Regions from separate parts of the Homo sapiens genome. Here all the other regions are linked to region 3. Evidence: chromatin contacts called from ENCODE Hi-C data. All regions are on one chromosome and are shown on one strand. Each heading gives the region's core, a stretch centred on a gene start or an enhancer-like site at or near the end of the contact. The rest is flanking DNA. Distances are from core to core; before and after follow the strand shown. Region 1 holds the start of ZNF778-DT (ZNF778 divergent transcript). Region 2 has its middle 24 kb from the start of ZNF778. Region 3 holds the start of CDK10 (cyclin dependent kinase 10).

What was found. A loop is a pair of places that touch in the nucleus more often than their neighbours do. Pooled maps may share reads with other maps.
Region 1: a loop to region 3 is called in a pooled map, with 8 times the contacts of the local background. The contact joins the promoter of ZNF778-DT here to the promoter of CDK10 in region 3. A Hi-C loop is called at or near these places in 7 of 50 pooled maps.
Region 2: a map of ascending aorta shows a loop between it and region 3 (2.6-fold over the local background). The contact joins the enhancer-like site here to the promoter of CDK10 in region 3. A Hi-C loop is called at or near these places in 1 of 168 maps with a recorded cell type or tissue (ascending aorta), 1 of 37 single-sample maps with no recorded cell type and 8 of 50 pooled maps.

The regions. Positions count from the first base shown.
Region 1 is chr16:89,216,357-89,219,351 of GRCh38, reverse strand. It overlaps ZNF778-DT (ZNF778 divergent transcript), which reads left to right and starts at 1,699. Exons shown (of 1, transcript NR_186410.1): 1 at 1,699-2,995. It overlaps ZNF778 (zinc finger protein 778), which reads right to left and starts at 1,649. Exons shown (of 7, transcript NM_001201407.2): 1 at 1,442-1,649. RefSeq lists enhancers at 233-762, 763-1,293, 1,818-1,867, 2,817-2,995.
Region 2 is chr16:89,239,757-89,242,784 of GRCh38, reverse strand. No RefSeq gene overlaps it. Among named protein-coding and RNA genes, the nearest start is that of ZNF778, 24 kb to the right of the region's middle. RefSeq lists an enhancer at 644-1,160 and a silencer at 1,668-1,757. Within about 2 kb of position 1,349, at least 41 of the 41 ENCODE cell types and tissues checked have a DNase peak (open chromatin) inside an H3K27ac peak, as active enhancers do; they include ascending aorta, where a contact is called at or near this core.
Region 3 is chr16:89,684,633-89,687,938 of GRCh38, reverse strand. It overlaps CDK10 (cyclin dependent kinase 10), which reads right to left and starts at 1,250. Exons shown (of 13, transcript NM_052988.5): 1 at 1,142-1,250. The coding sequence starts at 1,228. LINC02166 (long intergenic non-protein coding RNA 2166) reads left to right here and starts at 1,027. Exons shown (of 3, transcript NR_184152.1): 1 at 1,027-1,492; 2 at 2,264-3,129. RefSeq lists a silencer at 816-1,065.

The DNA.
Region 1 (2,995 bases), core at 450-2,949, 470 kb after region 3:
GCAAGAAATGGAGGAATATTTAAACGTATCACGAGAAAACAACACCAAAGTCAATATGATAGAGAAACCACAGGGGTTGTTCTAGGTGAAAAGACATAAACGATGGGAACAGATAAACCTTGAAGGGCTCTTAGTCCCCAAAATACCCAACAGCGCAATGTTGGAAAAATGTTGAGAATCCTAGATATTACACAAAGTAGACAGTGGATGACCTCCTTCTTATTTTTTTATTTTTTTATTTTTTTGAGACGGAGTCTTGCTCTGTCGCCCAGGCTGGAGTGCAATGGCACGATCTTGGCTCACCGCAACCTGTGCCACCCAGGTTCAAGCGATTCTCCTGCCTCAGCCTCCCGACTAGCTGGGATTACAGGCATGCGCCACCATGCAAGGCTAATTTTGTACTTTTAGTAGAGACGGGATTTCTCCATGTTAGTCAGGCTGGTCTTGAACTCCCGACCTCAGATGATCCACCCGCCTCGGCCTCCCAAAGTGCTAGGATTACAGGCGTGAGCCACTGTGCCCAGCGGACCTTATTATTTTTAATTATTATTATTATTTTTTGAGACGGAGTCTCGCTCTGTCGCCCAGGCTGGAGTGCAGTGGCGCCATCTCGGCTCACTGCAAGCTCCGCCTCCCGGGTTCACGCCATTCTCCTGCCTCAGCCTCCAGAGTAGCTGGGACTACAGGAGCCCGCCACCACGCCCGGCTAATTTTTTGTATTTTTAGTAGAGATGGGGTTTCACCGTGTTAGCCAGGATGGTGTCGGTCTCCTGACCTCGTGATCCACCCGCCTCGGCCTCCCAAAGTGCTGGGATTACAGGCGTGAGCCACCGCGCCCGGCCTAATTTTAATTTTCTTAGATGAAATACTAATATTGTGGTTTCAGTAGGATAATGTCCTTACCCTTAACAGACGCTTTACCAAGTATTTAAAGGTTAAGTATCATGTGTGCAGTTTAATTTCAACTTACTTACACTCAAATAATAATTCACCGTAAGGTTTATTTATTGGGGGAGAGAGAAAACATGGCCCAAAGCTAAAAAGGAGTAAAACGATTGCAGTGGATATTCCTTGTAGCAGATGTTCACATTTTTATTAGATTCAGATTTTCTAAAGCAAAACGTGAGAAAAAATACAGTTAGTCGAAACACACTGTTCACCGTGGATTCGATTACTCCAAGACCAGCGGGACAACGGCCGCATCCCTCCCGCCCCGAGGGCCGGGCCTGGAAGTCCCGGCGGCGAGGGACGCGCGCTCCCGCTGGCCCCCACGGGCTAACTTTCACAGGGAGCTGCACGCCCGGGGCGCTCAGGGGTCTACCTTACGCTTCGGTCCCAACACAATGTGCCAGAAACAAATAAAAAACGTCAAAGCCGAAGCCAGATTCTCACAGAAACACGCCCTGTTCAAAGTGAAGGAAGCAAAGGGCCCCTCTCTCACCAGCTCCGCGGAATGGAAGCGCTGCCCGGGTCTACCGCGAGCGGCGGCGACTTTCCCTTCTGGAAGCGGTGCCGGGGGCGCAAGGCGCGAGGCAGGCGGGCGGGCGCCCACTCCCGGACCAGCTTCCCCGCGGACAGCCCGAGGACACGCGCGGAACTCTCCGGCGCCAGCACGCACCGCCGCAAGAACCGGATCAGCTGTAAGACAGGCGGAGGCGGGGCCGGCGCCGGAAGAGGGGCCGGCGCGTCTTTGGCGTCACTTCCGCCTCCAGCCTCCGGGCCGAAGCTTTGGCCTATGGTGCGGGGAGGTAGTAGTTTCTTCCGCGAGGGTGCGGGAGGGCCCCGGGGCGCCCTTGGGAACCGGGCTGGAGGCAGAGACAGGCCCGGAGGACCAGGCGGACGTAAGGATCAGGCCTCTGGACGCAACTGCGGAGCCGGAACAGACCAGGAGGGCGCGGTTGGGCGGGTACAGCCAGGAAGTGCTCGTCGCGAGCGCGGCCCGCGGTTCGGTCACAGCGAGAAGCCCGCGGGTGCTGGGAGTGCTCGGTCTTCTCTCGATCTCTGCAGGGAGTCACTGGCCCCGTTCCTTTTTATCTGTCTGAACATCACGCCGAACTTTTAACAGTTGATTCCACTGCATTTTCAATGTGGTATTTTTTTTTTCTGTAAATGTTCATCTATTTTTCGCTTCAAATATGCGTTTCTGTTACTTTTCTAATGTACCGTAGGAGCCAAGACCACCTATACTACGTTGCAAAATAGCACTGATACCAGGGGTTCTCCCAAGGTTCATTCAGAAATGTCACATGATTCCAGTAACAATACGAAAAGGTTTTTTTTTTGGAACCAGGCATATTGATCCTGGAGTTCACATGGAGGAACAAATGTCTCATAACGCAGACGACGCGGACAAACAAAAGCGCAATGCCCGACAGATGCGAAAACAGCCTCTGTCATTAAAACTGTGTGCTAGTGACACATGAACAGGAAACAAATGGAATATCCAGACATCAACCCAGTAACATGGAAATTTGGTTCATAAACATAATTTCAGAGCGGTGGAACAAACATGCAGTTTATAATGAAAGGTGCTAAGACAAATGGTTAGCCGTCTGAGAAATGATGAAATTAATTCTGGATCTCACAGGGATAAACTCCAAACGGATCAGGAGTCTAAATGTGAAAAACAAAACAAAACCACATGTGAAGTGTTCACGTGATTTCGTGGCTGATTAAGAAACAAGATGTGCCCAGGAGGTGGCGGTGGCGCACAAGCTTTGACAGGTTGGAGGGTGAGGGAGTCTCACGCACCATGAGATTACCCACAGGCTTCGAATTGGGGGTCACTACTCAGAAAAGAGAAAAAAATGAGCGTGGGCGGGGGGCGCGCAGAGAACTCCCAGAGAAGAAGGAGATCAGACAGGGGGAGGGCTGACGTGACTAGATCACGTTTCTCAGCAGCCTGACAGGTGTCTGAGTCACAAAGCTCTGAAGGGCAGCAACGGCTTGCAGTCTTTAGAGCCCCAGGATTTATCTTATCTATGGCTAGCAGAGA
Region 2 (3,028 bases), core at 100-2,599, 450 kb after region 3:
TTGAGGCCGGGCACAGCGGCTCACGCCTGTAATCCCAGCACTTTGGGAGGCCAAGGTGGGCAGATCACAAGGTCAGGAGATCGAGACCATCCTGGCTAACACGGTGAAACCCCGTCTCTTCTAAAAATACAAAAAAAATTAGCCGGGCGTGGTGGCGGGTGCCTGTAGTCCCAGCTACTCGGGAGGCTGAGGCAGGAGAATGGCGTGAACCCGGGAGGCAGAGCTTGCAGGGAGCCGAGATCGCGCCACTGCACTCCAGCCTGGGCGACAGAGCGAGACTCCGTCTCAAAAAAAAAAAAATTAGACGTTTGAATCTAATAATATAACTCTGAAAGTCAGACTCTCCCCATTCCCCAGGGTTTGCTGGGTTTTGGTTTTGTTGACTGTTGTGTTTTTTGTTGTTGTGGGCTGCCTCTGTGCTGATGCTCAGCCTGAGGTGTCAACTGAAGACATTCTCACGTCTTTCCTGATCATCTATCTATATTTATATATATAACATATATAAATATATAGTAAATATATATGTATATATACACACACACACATACGTGTGTGTGTGTGTATATATATATATATATATTTTTTTTTTTTTTTTTTTTGAGACAGAGTCTAGCTCTGTCACCCAGGCTGGAGTGCAGTGGGGCGATCTCAGCTCACTGCAAGCTCCGCCTCCCGGGTTCACGCCATTCTCCTGCCTCAGCCTCCAGAATACCTGGAAGCACAGGCGTGAGCCACCACATCCGGCTAATTTTTTAAACTTTTTTTCGTAGAGACACGGTCTCCCTGTTTCCCAGGCTGGTCTCAAACTCCTGGACTCTAGCGATCCCCCCAGCTTGAGCTCCCAAATTGCTGGGATTCCCGTCGTGAGCCACCATGTCCAGTCTAACTGTCTTTTAAAGAAGTTTAAAAATTACTCTCTAGCTGCGCAAGGTGGTTGGTGCCTGTAATCCCAGCAGTGTGGGAGGCTCTGGTGGGAGGACCACTCGAGCCCAGGAGGCTGAGGCTGCAGTGAGCCACGATAGCGGCACTGCACTGCAGCCTGGGCGACAGAGCGAGATCCTGACTCAAAAAAAAAAAAAAAAAGAAAAGAAAAGAAAAAGAAAAGAAAAAAGAAGAAAACACTTAAAGGATGACATCATTTTCGGGCGTTTCGTCCTTTGGGATTTGCCGTTTTCAGGATTTCACACCGTAGGGATGTTGATCTCTTGTGACTTCAACACTCCGGGTTCTGCTCTTCAAGACTCTGGCTGAGGTCTGTTTCAAACAGAGCCCAAACACGCAGATCTGTCGTCATCTAGGTCCCGTCTGCCCTGTGTGCCCTGTGAAATGGTGCCAAACATCCGCTAGCCACAGAAAAACCGACACCTGAGAGCTGTCGGTCCCCCAGCCCCGGCTGCCCTTCAGACGGTACCGACCGCGGCTCCCGCCGGGCTGCTGAGTGTGTCACTGTCGCCCAGCACACGAGCCCCTCTCCGATCCCCCGAGTTCCTCACCGAGTCCCTTACCCCCGGAAGTCCCTCGCTCTCCTCCCTTCCCCCCGGAAGTCCCTCGCTCTCCTCCCTTCCCCCCGGAAGTCCCTCGCTCTCCTCCCTTCCCCCCGGAAGTCCCTCGCTCTCCTCCCTTCCCCCCGGAAGTCCCTCGCTCTCCTCCCTTCCCCCCGGAAGTCCCTCGCTCTCCTCCCTTCCCCCCGGAAGTCCCTCGCTCTCCTCCCTTCCCCCCGGAAGTCCCTCGCTCTCCTCCCCTTCTGAGCGGTGACCCCCACCCCGAAGCCGGCGAGGCACCGCGGAACCCGGTCTGCCTGCGCTACCGCCCCCTGCTGGCCAGGCCCTCTTCCCAATCGCCCCGAAACCATTCACATCACCCACGTGTGCACGTTTTGTCCACATTTAGATCCCTGATCCATTTGCAGCTTATTCCTGTGAACGGTGTAATTTTTTGGGGGGCGGGGGGAAGGCGGGGTCTCGCTCTGTCACCCAGGCTGGAGTGCAGTGGCGCCATCTCGGCTCACTGCAAGCTCCACCTCCCGGGCTCAACCAATTCTCCTGCCTCAGCCCCCTGAGTAGCTGGGATTACAGGCCCGCACCACCATGCCTGGCTAACTTTCGTATTTTTAGTACAGATGGGGTTTTTCTTTTCTTTTCTTTTCTTTTGAGATGGAGTCTCACTGCTGCCCAGGCTGGAGTGCAGTGGCGCGATCTCGGCTCGCTGCAAGCTCCGCCTCCCGGGTTCACGCCATTCTCCTGGCTCAGCCTCCCGAGTAGCTGGGACTACAGGCGCCCGCCACCACGCCCGGCTAATTTTTTTGTATTTTTAGTAGAGACGGGGTTTCACTGTGTTAACAAGGATGGTCTCGATCTCCTGACCTCGTGATCCGCCTGCCTCGGCCTCCCAAAGTGCTGGGATCACAGGCGCGAGCCACTGCGCCTGCCCGAGATGGGGTTTCACCATGTTGGCCAGGCTGGTCTCGAACTCCTGATCTCAACTGATCTGCCCCCCCTTGGCCTCCCAAAGTGCTAGGATTACAGGCGTGAGCCGCCACACTCGACCTGAACGGTGTAATTTATACATGTAAAACCATCTTGTTCAGACAGCTCACCAGTTGTCCTAGCACCTTTCATTACAAACTGCATTTTTGCCCCACTGATCTGAAATACCCACTTTATTAACTAAATTTCCATGTTGCTAGGTCTATTTCCAGATATTCCATTTTTGTCCATCTGTCTGCTTCCTGGTCATGTGTCACATACCTTAATTACAGCGGCTTTAGAGGATGCTGCAGTGTCCACAGGGAAGCATCAGTTTTGTCTCCTGGGTTTCTTGGGCACCATCAGACGTCTGTGCCCCCACATGAACTTCAGCGTCAATCTGCATTAACTCCACAAAAAGCTTTTGGTGCTGTTGTAACTGGGATTATGTTTCATTTCTGAATTAAGAATGGGATTTTTATGATGTTGTCATCCCATCAAAGAACAAGGAATTTGCCCGTTTGTTCAAGTCTATGTGGTTTTTTTTTTTTTTTTTTTTTTTT
Region 3 (3,306 bases), core at 1-2,500:
GCCGCATTTGTCCTCAGTCTGATTCCTTCCTGACACCTGGGGACCGAGTCAGAAGCATCTGGCCTGTCACTCACTGATGGCCTAGTCTCAAACTCCCTTTCCCGCCTTAATTCCCCTTCTCACATCCTCTGCTTGTGCTCTTCTCGACACGCTTATTTCTGGGTGTCCAAATCCTTGTCACACTTCCTGAACTCAAAGAAATGCCAGGCCAGGCTGGGGGCGGTGGCTCACGCCTGTAATTCCAGCACTTGGGAGGCCGAGGCAGGAAGATCACTTGAGCCCAGGAGGCTGACGATGCACTGAGCCGTGATCACGCCACTGCATTCCAGCCTGGGCGAGAGCGCTAGACCCTGTCTCAAAAAAACAACAAAAAAGAAAAGGCCAACTCACTACTTCACCCCAGAGTCCAGCACACGGCTCTCAACGCGGTGAGCGCCTGCTGCACGTCTGGATGAGTAAAGTGTGGCTCCTGTTGTCATCCAGCCACGATCTGTTAATGATTCTTACTGAACACGTGGCTTGGCCTCTCAGAGCACCAGCCAGCAGTTAAAAACACAAACCAGCGGCCAAAGTTCAGGGCTCTCCACCCCCACCAGCCGTGCACCTGGGCAACACCGCCCAACGCCCAGAGGCTCTCTCCTGGTCTCTGCAGAGGGAGGCACCGGCACCTCCGCAAGGGACGCGCCCAGGGTTCGCGTGAAGCCGCCAGGCAGCGCTGGACCCCGCTCCATGCAGCCCAAGCCCAGCGGGAGCCTTCAAGCTCGAACTCGTCGCGGGTGTAAATTCTCCCCACAAACAAGTGGCTCGCGGCTCAGCCTGCAAAGCCCAGCTCGGGCGCTGAACCCAGCAGCGCCCGAGCTGGATCCCGGAGCTTGCTCTTCCCAAGTCCCGGGCCCGTCTCTCCGCGGGCGCGAGGCATCCCTGAGCCCGCCCCGGCCCCTCAGATCTCCAGGGACCGGCTGTCGGGGGTCCTGAGCCCGCCCCGCCCCGGCTTCCGCCCCCGCCGCGGGGAACTCTGGGACTGTCGTTCCCGCCCGTGCCGGAAGCCTCGGCGCGGCAGCGCGACACGAGGCTCCCCAGACCCAGCCGGGCAGTGCCGCTAGCGAGGCGGGCAGAGCTGCCCGGGTGGCACCCCGCGCACCCTGTGTTCCGGAGGCACCGTGAAGAAGCCCTCCTTACGAATACACTTCAGACGGATCTGCTCGCACTCCAGATCTGGCTCCGCCATGCCGAGCGCTGGCCCCGCCTCTCTTGCGCGCAGGCGCAGACGCGGACGGCCCCGCGGCGCAGGCGCGAAAGCTCCTTCCCGGGCTTCCTCTCCTTAGCAACGGTTACCAAGAGACGCTCCCGCGGGTCCGCCCTAGGCGCTGGGCTCCAGGGATCGGCTCCGACTGCTGCAGTTCGGGCCTTATTTTAGGGTGAAGCCCGGGCAGCCGACCCGGCTGCGCCGTAGTGGGAGGCCACGGCGATTACCCAGGTGAAGGTCTTCCAGGTGAGACGGGTTCCCCCAGGTAAGAAGGTCCTCCAGGTGGGAGTCCTTCATGTGGGGAGGTCCTCCAGGTGGGGGGGGAGGGTCCTCTCGGTGGGGGGTCCTCCAGGTAAGAGGATCCTCTAGGTGGGGGGGGGGGGTTCCCCAGGTGAAGGGCCCTCCAGGTAAGAGGATCCTCTAGGTGGGGGGGGGGTTCCCCAGGTGAGGGGACCTCCAGGTAAGAGGATCCTCTAGGTGGGGGAGTCCCCCAGGTGAAGGGCCCTCCAGGTAAGAGGGTCCTCCAGGTGAGAGGGTCCTCCAGCGGAGGGGGTCCCCCAGGTAAGAGGGTCCTCCAGTTGGGAGTCCTTCAGGTGGGGTGGTCCTCCAGGTGAGAGAGTCTTCCAGGTGAGAGGGTCCTCCAGGTGAGAGGTGAAGGTGAAGGTCCTCCAGGTGAGGGTCAGGTCACTTGGTCCAGGGATGTGGCTTCAGCAAGCATTTGGGTGCCTCCTCTGTGTTCAGGACATGGGGACTCCAGGAGACTGAAGGAAGCAAGTGGCAATGTCCATGCTGTCAAGTTCTGTCACAGAAATAAGCAGGAGTGAGTGAAAGACAGGAGAGAAGCTCTGTGAGGGGTGGCATTCAAGCTTAGCTTCTGGGCAGGAAGAGGCAGCTATGTCAGCATTCCCTAACAAGGTTTGGCAAAGTAGATACCTCCCCTCACTCATGGAAGACCTGACTTCCCAGGCTGGTAGAAGCTTCTCTCACAGGCACCTGCCTCTCCAATCTCTTTCACAGCCCAGCCCTGGAAGGTGGAAAAAGAAAAGTTGACATGGAATGTTTAGGAAGCACCATTGGTCCAGGTCCAGGATCGGGGCAGCCAGCATGTCCTCTAATCTGGCTTCACTGTTGAAATCCAGTCGAGCAAGCAGGGCCCAAACCACTGCGAGACCAGCTCGGTCGGGCCCAAACCACCGCCCACTGCGAGACCAGCTCGGTCGGGCCCAAACCACCGCCCACTGCGGGACCAGCTCGGTCGGGCCCAAACCACCGCCCACTGCGGGACCAGCTCGGTCGGGCCCAAACCACTGCCCACTGCGGGACCAGCTCGGTCGTGGAGACCCTAACCCAGCGGCGCTAGAGGAATTAAAGAAACACACACAGAAATATAGGGTGTGGAGTGGGAAATCAGGGGTCTCACAGCCTTCGAAGCTGAAAGCCTCGAACAGAGATTTACCCACATATTTATTGACAGCAAGCCAGTGATAAGCATTGTTTCTATAGATTATAGATTAAAAGCACTTCTTACGGGAAATAAAGGGATGGGTCTGGCTAGTTATCTGCAGCAGGAGCACGTCCTTAAGGCACAGATCGCTCATGCTATTGTTTGTGGTTCAGGAACTCCTTTAAGCGGTTTTCCGCCCTGGGTGGGCCAGGTGTTCCTTGCCCTCATTCCAGTGTGGGAGTCATGGCCATCATGAGCATGTCACAGTGCAGCAGAGATTTTGTTTATGGCCAGTTTTGCGGCCAGTTGATGGCCAGATTTGGGGGCCTCTTCCCAACAGCCCACAGCCAGACCTAGACTCCATTCAGATTGGTTTTGATCAGCATGTAGAAAATGGGGGAGTTGAGTGTGGTATACAAAATGGGGGTGTTGGCCAGGCGTGGTGGCTCATGCCTGTAATCCCAGCACTTTGGGAGTCTGAGGCGGGTCGATCACGAGGTCAGGAGATAGAGACCATCCTGGCTAACACAGTGAAACCCCATCTCCACTAAAAAATACAAAAAATTAGGCAGGCATGGTGGCGGGTGCCTGTAGTTGCAGCTACTCGGGAGGCTGA